Linked DNA regions of Homo sapiens: region 1 is linked to region 2. A link is an interaction called in ENCODE POLR2A ChIA-PET data of the cell type or tissue named here. Cell type or tissue: IMR-90. All regions are shown on one strand. Links, peaks and the distances in the headings refer to the core of each region. The heading gives the core; the rest is flanking DNA. Region 1 overlaps CIDEC (cell death inducing DFFA like effector c). Region 2 overlaps IRAK2 (interleukin 1 receptor associated kinase 2).

Region 1 (5,375 bases), core at 56-5,055, 340 kb before region 2:
TCCAAGCCACCTGCAGTCTAGCTCATGTTCAGAGTGCTGGACATGAAGACATCCATGCCTGGCATGAGCATGTACTGAGAACAGAACCTGAATCAGGCAGGCCTAAGTCCTAATCCAGTCTTATTAGCTGGGTGAACTTCAGCAAACTGCTCTAGCTTTGAGCTTCAGCTTCCTCATGGGTAAAATGGGATTGCACCTGCCACCCAGGGTCATAAGGCTGAAATAGCATAAAGCAATTAACATGGGGTTGGATGTTTGGAAAGTAGGGGAAATGGGGAAGCGGGAGCGGGTTCTAACCTCACATATTCTCATGCTTCTTGAGACATTTGGTTAGACTTTCAAAAATAAGTTTTAAGAAAAGTTCATTATATAGTACAAATGACTCTGGTCCATAAGACTTGCAAATTAATTCTGTCATATGGAGGGAAGATTATTTCATCCCTCCCATTCCCACAGGGGAAAAAGCCCAATTTTGTATGTATACATTTATCTCTCTTTTTCTTCGTTTTAGAGACAAGGTCTCATGCTGTTGCCCAGGCTGGAGTACACAGTAGTATGGTCATATCTCACTGCAGCCTCAAACTCCTGGGCTCAAGCAATCCTCCCACCTAGCTGGGATTATAGGTACATACTACCACTGCCAGCATTTTGTGTGTGTGTGTGTGTGCGCACACACGGGCGTGTGATAAAGACAGGGTCTCACTGTGTTGCCGAGGCTGGTCTCAAACTCATGGGCTCAACAGATCCTCCTGCCTTGACCTCCCAAAGTGCTGGGATCCCAGGTGAGAGCTGCTGCACTCAACCTATCTCATCATTCTTCCTGGACCTGTATATATGTGGGATTTTGAAATCTCCTTTGAGCTGATTGTAACTTCTTGCTAGTTCTCTCATTAATTAATGAATTCAATTAAGTCTTTGACACGTGCTTTTTTTTGTTTTTTTTTCCGAGACAGTCTTGCTCTTTTGCCCAGGCTGGAGTGCAGTGGCAGAATCTTGGCTCACTGCAACCTCTGCCTCCTAGCTTCAAGCGATTCTCCTGCTTCAGCCTCCTGAGTAGTTGGGATTACAGGCATGCACCACGATGTCCAGCTAGTTTTCATATTTTTGTAGAGATTAGGTTTTGCCATGTTGGCCAGGCTGGTCTCAAACTCCTGACCTCAAGTGATCCACCCACCTTGGCCTCTCAAAGTGCTGGGATTACAGGCATGAGCCACCGTGCCTGGCCAACACATGTTCATTTTTATAAAATTGACTAGAAGACTACTTAGGAAAACTTCCTATTTCAATGAAAAAATGTAGTTACTAGAGTGGAAAGTAGTCATAAAAATAAAATGCATCCAGGTTCCACCAGGAGGAACACGTGCACCCCTGGGCACACGCCGGTGTCGTCCACAGCACTTCGAGAGCCCATCAGGCTCCGTGTTGTCTGATACAGGCTATGCTTTGTCAGCACCAAAGCCAGACCCAGGCGCTGAGAAGGCTGAGTCCATGTGGACAGATAGGGGCTCTCCCATTGCCTGTACCCACCCTGTCCCCAGGAAATCCCAATTTGCTCACTTCATGATGCGCTTGGCCCCACAGCAGTGCAGATCATAGGAAAGGGAGTATGTATCATAAAAAGTCGCCTTCACGTTCAGGCAGCCAATGAAGTCCTGTGGGTTCAGCTTGTACAGATCAAACGTTACACGGGCCACATCAATCTTCTTGGCAGGCTTATGGGAGAGGGACAGTGGGTGCCTTGTCCCCTGCATTGAGACAAGCAAATGGTTAGCACCCCTTGAAGACATCTCCCAGAGTCCCGATTTTCTCCCCCATCAGGTGCAACAGGTGGGACCTCACCTGTTCTGATGGGGGCTGCCATTTCTGCCCCTTCTGGAGGACCATGAACACTGTATCCCCTGCCAGGGCTTGGAAGTACTCTTCTGTCTCTACAGTTGTGCCATCTTCCTCCAGCACCAGGAAGAAGGGCTTGTCTGCCAGCATCAGAGTGTCCCGGACCTGGGGAATAAGGTCAGTGATGCTTCTGCCATCCCAGAACAAGTGGGCTGGACTCTATGAGGTGGAACTGGAGCCCAGGCCCTCTGCTGTGGAATCACTACCCAGAGACTTTATCATGGTACCTCTTGGCTCCTGGCTTCAGGGTTCCTAGTCTAGAATAATATTGTCCAATAAAATATAATGTAAGTCACATATAATTTTTAATTGTGATACAGTTTACATACTCTAAAAGTTACCCTCTAAAAGTGTACAATTCAGGGTTTTTTAGTATATTCGCAAAGTTGTGCAACAATCACCACTACCTAATAGTGCAGTGACTACTAGGCTGGAATGCAGTAATCATAAGCATATCATAAGCATAAGTAGAGAGCACATGACATAATTGTAGCTCATTGCAGCCTCCAACTCTTGGGCACAAGCAATCCTCCTGCCTCAGCCTCCCGAGTAGCTGGGACTACAGTTGCATGCCATTACTACCTGCCTAATGTTTATGTTTTTTTAAAGATGGTGTCTGGCTATGTTGCTCAGACTGGTCTCAAACTCCTTGCCTCAAGGGATCCTTCTACCTTGGCCTCCCAAAGTGCTGGAATTACAGGCATGTGCTATCACGTCCGGACATAATTCATTCTTTTTTTTTTTTGGCTAAATAATATTCTACTATATAGATATAACAGATTTTAAAATCTATTTATCAGTGGATGAACGCTTGGATTGTTTATTCTTGACTATTATGAATAATGCTGCTATGAGTTTTTGTGTACAAGTTTTTATATGAACATATGTTTTCAATTTTCCTGGGCATATATACCTAGGAGTAGAATTGCTGAGTCATACATTAACTCTATGTTTAATTTTTTTTTTTTTTTTTTTTTCTGGGGAGAAGGCCTTGCTCTTTAACCAGGTTGGAATGCAGTGGTATAATCACAGCTCACTGCAGCCTCAACCTCCTGGGCTCAAGTGATCCTTCTACTTTAGCCTCCCAAGTAGCTGAGATTACAGGTTTGTGCCATGTTGCCCAGCTAATTTTTTTTTTTTTTTTTTTTTGGTGGAGACAGGGTGCTGCTTTGTTTCCCAGGCTGGTCTCAAACTCCTGGGCTCAAGTAATCCTCCCTGCTCAGCCTCCCAAAATGCTGGGATTACAAGCATGAGCCACCACAATGGGCCTATGTTTAACTTTGAGGAGGTGCCAAACTGTTTTCCACAGTGGCTGCATCATTTTACATCCCCACTAGCAACGTATGAGAACTCCAGTCTCCTTACATCCTCACTGATGCTTTCATTGTCTGTATTTTAGCCAAAAATCCTTATTTTTTTTTCTTTTTTTGAGACTGAGTTTTGCTCTTGTTTCCCAGGCTGGAGTGCAGTGGCATGATCTCGACTCACCGCAATCCCCACCTCCTGGGTTCAAGCGATTCTCCTGCCTCAGCCTTCCTGAGTGGCTGGGATTACAGACATGTGCCACCACACCCAGCTAATTTTATACTTGTAGTAGATACAAGGTTTCTCTATGTTGGTCAGGCTGGTCTCAAACTCCCGACCTCAGTTGATCCGCCTGCCTCGGCCTCCCAAAGTGCAGGGATTATAGGCATGAGCCACTGCACCAGGCCCAAAAATCTTTTTTTCGTTTGTTTGTTTTGTTTTTGGTTTTGTTTTGTTTTTTGTTTTTTTAATAGAGATAGGATCTCACCATGTTGCCAAGGCTGTTCTCGAACTCCTGGATGCTCAGGCAGTCCTCCCGCCTCGGCCTCCTAAAGTGCTTGGATTACAGACGTGAGGCACAACACCCAGCCATATATCCACTTTTTGGTGGATGAAGTGATTTTAATTTGCATTCCCCTAATGATTAATGATGCTGAGCCTTTTTTTTTTGAAACAGGGTCTTGCTCTCTCACCCAGGCTGGAGTGCAGTGGTGCCATCATGACTCACTGCAGTGTCACCCTCCTAGGCTCAAGTGATCCTCCCACCTCAGTCTCCCAAGTAGCTGGGACTACAGGCATGTGCCACCGTTCCCAGCTAATTTTTGTATTTTTTTGTAGAAGTAAGGTTTTGCCATGTTACCCAGGCTGGTCTTGAACTCCTGGGCTCAAGCGATCCGCCTGCCTCCACCTCCCGAAGTGCTAAAATTAGAGGCATGAGCCAATACGCTTGGCCAAGCATCTTTTCATGGGTTTATTGGCCACTGTGTTATCTTCTTTGGAGAAATATCTACTCAAATCCTTTGCGCATTTTTAATTGGGTTGTCTTTTTCTTGCTTAGCTGTAAACACTATATATTCTTGATATTAGACCCTTATCAGCTATATGATTTGCAACTATTTTCTCCCATTTTGTGGGCTGTGTTTTTTACTTTCTTGCTAGTGTCCCTTGATATACAAAAGTTTTAGGCTGGGCGTAGTGGCTCATGCCTGTAATCCTAGCACTTTAGGAGGCAAAGTCAGGTGGATCACCTGAGGTCAAGAGTTCGAGACCAGCCTAGCCAACATGGTGAAACCCCGTCTCTACTAAAATTACAAAAAATTAGCTGGGCGTGGTGGTGCGCGCCTGTAGTCCCAGCTGCTCAGAAGGCTGAGGCATGAGAATTGCTTGAGCCCGCAAGGCAGAGGTTGCAGTGAGCCTAGATTGCACCACTGCACTCCAGCCTGGGTGACAGAGGAAGACTCTGTCTAAAAAAAAAGGTTTTATTGCTGATGAAGTCCAGTTTTTTTGGTTTTGTTTTTGCTTATTTTGTTTTGTTTTGGTTTTGTTTGTTTTGGTTTGTTTTGGTTTTGTTTTTTTGTTTGTTTGTTTTTCCCTTTGGTCGCTCTGCTTTGGTGCCGTATCTAGGAAGTCAAGGCCATGAAGACTTACATACTATGTTTTCTTCTAAGGGTTTTATAGTTTTAGTTCTTACATTTAGGTCTTTGGTCCATTTTTACTTACTTCTCTGAACTAGTTTCATCATCAAAAAAAGTTGAGGCAAGTACAGTTTATAAGTTGTTATAGTGATTAAATGCAAAAATGTCATGACGGCCGGGTGCAGTGGCTCACGCCTGTAATCCCAGCACTTTGGGAGGCCAAGGCCAAGGCAGGTGGATCACGAGGTCAGGAGATCGAGACCATCCTGGCTAACACGGTGAAACCCTGTCTCTACTAAAAATACAAAAATTAGCCAGGCGTGGTGGCAGGTACCTGTAGTCCCAGCTACTCCAGAGGCTGAGGCAGGAGAATGGCGTGAACCTGGGAGGTGGAGCTTGCAGTGAGCTGAGATCACGCCACTGCACTCCAGCCTGGGCGACAGAGTGAGACTCCGTCTCACCGTCTCAAAAAAAAAAAGTGTCATGACACTTAGGTTAACTGCCTGGGTTTCAATCCCAGTGAATGCACTTGGCCTCTGCCTC
Region 2 (5,375 bases), core at 268-5,267:
TGAGGTGGGAGGATCGCTTGAGCCCAGGAGTTGGAGACCAGCCTAGGCAACACAGGGAGGCCCCATCTCTAAATTAATAAATAGATCAACCTTCCATGAAGGATAAACCCAACACTTTGGGAGGTTGGTATGGGAGGTTCACTTGAGCCCAGTACTTTGAGACCAACCTGGGCAACAGTGTGAGATCCTGTGTCTACAAAAAAGTTTTTTTTGTTTTTGTGTTTTTTTTGAGGAGTCTCGCTCCATTGCCCAGGCTGGAGTGCAGTGGCACGATCTTGGTCACTGTAACCTCTGCCTCCCAGGTTCAAGCTATTCTCCTGCCTCAGCCTCCTGAGTAGCTGGGATTACATGCACATGCCAGCATGTTTGGCTAATTTTTTTTTGTATTTTTAGTGGAGACAGGGTTTCGCCATGTTGGCCAGGCTGGTCTTGAACTCCTGGCCTCATGTGATCCGCCCACCTCAGCATCCCAAAGTGCTGGGATTACAGGCATGAGCCACCGTGCCTGGCCAAAAAGTTTTTTTGAGACAAAGTCTCCCTCTGTTGCCCAGGCTGTCTCGACTCACTGAAACCTCTGGTTCCCCAGTTTAAGCGATTCTCCTGCCTCAGCCTCCTGAGTATCCGGGATTATAGGTGTGTGCCACCACGCCTGGCTAATTTTTGTATTTTTAGTAGAGACACGGTTTCACCATATTGCCCAGGCTGGTCTTGAACTCCTGGCCTCAGAGGATCCGCCTGCCTTGGCCTCCCACATATGGTGAGATTACAAGCAGTGAATCACTGTGCCTGGCCTCGCCAAAAAAAAAAGTTTAAAAAATAAGCCAGGCGTGGTGGCACACACCTGTAGTCCCAGCTACTTGGGGGCGCTGAGATGAAAGGATCCCTTGAGCCTGGGAGGTTGAGGCTGCGGTGAGCTGACATCATGCCATTGCACTCCAGCCTTGGTGTCAAAGTGAGACCCTGTCTCAAAAAGAAATCAAAACTATGTGTGTGGCATGATACCAGTTTTGTTAAATAAATCCTAGTATATCTAATTGGCCGGAAATACACTAACTTTAATAGCAGTTAAATGGATAATGGGGTTATGGATACTAATTTTCAAAAACTGTTAAGAGCATATGTAACTTAAAAAAATTGAAATTTAGGCCGGGCGCGGTGGCTCGTGCCTGTAATCCCAGCACTTTGGGAGGCCAAGTCGGGCGGATCACGAGGTCAGGAGATGGAGACCATCCTGGCTAACACGGTGAGGCCTCATCTCTACTAAAAAAATTACAAAAAATTAGCCGGACAGGGTGGTGGGTGCCTGTAGTCCCAGCTGCTCGGGAGACTGAGGAAGGAGAATGGCGTGAACCTGGGAGGCGGAGCTTGCAGTGAGCCGAGATCACACCACTGCACTCCAGCCTGGGTGACAGTACGAGACTCTGTCTCAAAAAAAAAAAAAAAATTACGTACATGTGTTTTAAAGAGAGAAGTTATTAAAAACGGAAACAGAACTTCTTTTTATAGGCTTATATACACATGCAGTCTCTGGAATTCTGTTTAAAGCAAGCTTGTCTTACTTGCCCATGGTTGTGTGCAGCCCAGGATGGCTTTGAATGTGGCCCAACACAAATTTGTAAAGTTTCTTAAAACATTATGAGTTTTTTTTGCAATTTTTTTTTTAAAGCTCATCAGCTATCATTAGTATTAGTGTATTTTATGTGTGGCCCAAGACAATTCTTCTTCCAGTGTGGTCCAGGGAAGTCAAAAATTGGACACCCCTGGTTTGGTTATATGAACCTGTATCCTACTTCCCAGGAGTCTGGAACCCCAGTATCTATGCTGTGAATTAGACCAAGAGTGCTGAGCTCGGCCACTGACCAGCTGTGGGACCTCACTTCAGCTGTTTTATTTCCTCAGTGCTTACTTCTGTAAACTGAAATAAAGGAAACATCAACCATGTGCCAGGAATACTCACATCTTAGTCTTCAAAATTACTCTTCGGGGTACTATTGTTACCTTCATTTTTGCTGATGGAAAAAATTGAGGCTCAGAGAGGTTAAGTAACTCACCCAAGGTCACAGAGCAAGATACAGATGGAGCTGGGATTTGAGCTTGGGCCTATCCATGTCCTTTTTTTTTTTTTTTTTTTGAGACAGAGTCTCGCTCTGTCACCCAGGCTGGAGTGCAGTGGCGCGATCTCGGCTCACTGCAAGCTCCGCCTCCTGGGTTCACCCCATTCTCCTGCCTCAGCCTCCCGAGTAGCTGGGACTACAGGCGCCCGCCACCACGCCTGGATAATTTTTTTTTGTATTTTTTAGTAGAGACGGGGTTTCACTGTGTTAGCCAGGATGGTCTTGATCTCCTGACCTCGTGATCCGCCCGCCTCGGCCTCCCAAAGTGCTGGGATTACAGGCGTGAGCCACCGTGCCCGGCCTATCCATGTCCTTTTTACAGTTTCCATTGGATAAGTTGATCCCCTCCATCCCTCCATCTCTGGTGTTCCAAGGTCCCTTGAGGTAGCAGAGAAAACGAGATTCCATAGTAATCTCCATCTCTTCTCTCTGGGTCTCCAGGACTTCAGCACCTCCATTCCTAAGCAGGAAAAACTTTTGAGCTTGGCTGGAGACAGCCTTTTCTGGAGTGAGGCAGACGTGGTCCAGGCAACCGATGACTTCAATCAAAACCGCAAAATCAGCCAGGGGACCTTTGCTGACGTCTACAGAGGGCACAGGCACGGGAAGCCATTCGTCTTCAAGAAGCTCAGAGAGGTGAGCACTTCTTGGTTTCTAGTGGGGGTGGAGGCTGCAGGGGTGGGGCGGGATCTTCATGTTCTGATGTCTTTCTCTACAGACAGCCTGTTCAAGTCCAGGATCAATCGAAAGATTCTTCCAGGCAGAGTTGCAGATTTGTCTTAGGTAAGCCTCCCCTTTGTTTAGTAATAATGATAGCTAACCTTTATATAGTGCTTCCTGTGTGCCCAGTCATGTTTTAAGCACTCTATTATATATAAACTCATTTAGTCCTTACAAGAACCCTATAAATGTAGCTACTATTATCACATTATTTTACAGATGGGTAAATTGAGGCACAGAGGGGTTAAATGTCTCATCCAAGGTCACACAGCTAATGAGTGGCAGAGCCAGGATTTGGATCTACCTGGTTTGGCTCCAGAGTCCATTCTTCTCCTGTGTAGCAATTCTATGTGTAGATTAGAATTATAAAGGAAACTTGGCTTACTCCAACTCCTTCCTTCCACATGGGAATAAATCTTCTCTCCTTTTTTTTTTTCTTTTCTTTTCTTTTTTTGTTTTTTGAGACAGAGTCTTGCTCTGTCTCCCAGGCTGGAGTGCAGTGGCGTGATCTCGGCTCACTGCAATCTCTGCCTACCAGGTTCAGGTGATTCTCGTGCCTTAGCCTCCCGAGTAGCTGGGATTACAGGCGTGCGCCACCAGGCCCGGCTAATTTTCATATTTTTAGTAGAGACGGGGTTTTGACATGTTGGCCAGGATGGTCTCAAATTCCTGACCTCAAGTGATCTTTCTGCTTTGGCTTCCTAAAGTGCTGGGATTACAGGCGTGAGCCACCGTGCCTGACTTTTTTTTCTTTTTTAAGAGCTAGGGTCTTGCTCTATTGCCCAGGCTGGAATGGCCTTGGAATGATTGTAGATCACTGCAGCTTTGAACTCATGGGCTGGTGATCCTCCCACCTCAGCCTCTGAGAAGCTGGGACTACAGGTGTGCGCCCAGCTCATTTTTTGCTTTTTTTTTTTTTTTTTTTTGTAGAGATAGGGTCTTGCTATGTTGACCAGGCTGGTGTTGAGCTCCCGGGCTCAAGTGATCCTCCTGCCTTGACCTCCCAAGATGTTGGGATTATAGGTGTGAGCCACTGTGCCCTGCCATGTGTGTGCTTTTTTTTTTTTTAATTATTTTTCATCTGAAACACTTGTGCCTTATATTGTAGGGTATTTTAAGAAATAAAGAAAATTGAGTATCTGTTCATTCTGTAACCAGTGTTAAAAAATAAAGAAAATTGACCAGGTATGGTGGTTTATGCCTGTAATCCTAGAACTTTGATGCTGAGGCAAGAGGATTCCTTGAGCCAAGGAGTTTGAGACCAGCTTGGGCAACATAGCGAGACCCTGTCTCAACTGAAAAAAATATATATACAAAAACTTTTTTTGGCTGGGCATGGTGGCTCGCACCTATAATCCCAGCACTTTGGGAGGCTGAGGCGAGTGGATCACTTAAGTCCAGGAGTTCAAGATCAGCTGGGCAACATGGCAAAACCCCGTCTCTACAAAAAATACAAAAATTAGCTGGGTGTGGTGGTGTATGCCTGCAGTCCCAGCTACTCAGGAGGCTGATGGGAGGATCACTTGAGCCCAGGAGGCAGAAGTTGCAGTGAGCCGAGATCATGACACTACACTCCAGCCGGGGCAACAAAGTGAGTCTCTGTCTCAAAAATAAATAAAGGCCAGGCATGGTGGCTCACACCTGTAATGCCAGCACTTTGGGAGGCCGAGGTGGGCAGATCAGTTGAGGTCAGGAGTTTGAGACCAGCCTGGCCAACATGGCGAAACCTCATCTCTACTAAAAAAAATTCATACAAAAATCAGCCTGGTGTGTTGGCATGCACCTGTAGTCCCAGCTACTCAGGAGGCTGAGGCATGAGAATCACTTGAGCCCAGAAAGTGGAGGTTGCAGTGAGCCCAGATCGCACCACTGCACTCCAGCCTGGGCAATAGAGTGAGACTCTGTCTCAAAAAAAAAAAAAAAAAAAAATTAATTAATTAATTAAAAAGTAAAACAAATTTAAAAAGGAATAAAGAAAATTATAAATAAGAAAATAGAAACTTTTTCACAGCACCTATAAATAAGCACTACTGTTTTAATATTTTGATATATTTTCATTTTTAATTGTTAAAACTTTTTTTGTAGAGACACGATCTCACTATGTTGCCCAGGTTGGTTTTGAACTCCCTGGCTCAAGTGATCCTCCTGCTTTGGCCTCCAAAAGTGTTGGGATTTTAGATGTGAGCCACTGTGCTGGGCCCATATTTTGATATGTTTTCTTTAATGCTTTCTCTATTCATACATGTATATGAATACTCACATGTGTACACACACACACACACACACACAGATACACACACACACATACATCTAATAAAAACTGGAAGTATGATTCCCTTTCCACTTTGGCTTAGTGCTTTCATGGAGTCGGCAGTCACTCCTTCATTCATTGATTCAGAAAATGTGGGTAGTTAAGCCCTTTTCTAGGCTCTAGGGAGTGTACGCCAGAAGCATACAGAGCCCCTGCCTTGGGGAGGTTTATGGTCCAGTGGGGAGACTGACATGTAAATAACTCTAATAAGTATGCAAAAGCGAGTAATA

What was found. ChIA-PET counts read pairs that join two places held together with the same protein. Peaks named below come from ENCODE experiments on the same cell type or tissue, not always from the same donor. Only the 100,000 strongest peaks of a DNase experiment are listed, where the experiment ranks them.
Region 1: POLR2A ChIA-PET joins it to region 2 with 14 read pairs; 2 of 35 experiments call an interaction of 5 or more read pairs at or near these places.

The regions. Positions count from the first base shown.
Region 1 is chr3:9,868,325-9,873,699 of GRCh38, forward strand. It overlaps CIDEC (cell death inducing DFFA like effector c), which reads right to left. Exons shown (of 7, transcript NM_001321142.2): 5 at 1,840-1,998; 6 at 1,558-1,745. Among named protein-coding and RNA genes, the nearest start is that of CIDEC, 9.2 kb to the right of the region's middle. In IMR-90, for the core only: no CTCF peak of the experiment used is centred there; a DNase peak (open chromatin) is centred at 2,907; H3K27ac peaks cover 612 bases.
Region 2 is chr3:10,210,652-10,216,026 of GRCh38, forward strand. It overlaps IRAK2 (interleukin 1 receptor associated kinase 2), which reads left to right. Exons shown (of 13, transcript NM_001570.4): 5 at 2,556-2,750; 6 at 2,833-2,897. Among named protein-coding and RNA genes, the nearest start is that of TATDN2, 35 kb to the right of the region's middle. In IMR-90, for the core only: no CTCF peak of the experiment used is centred there; a DNase peak (open chromatin) is centred at 2,700; H3K27ac peaks cover 195 bases.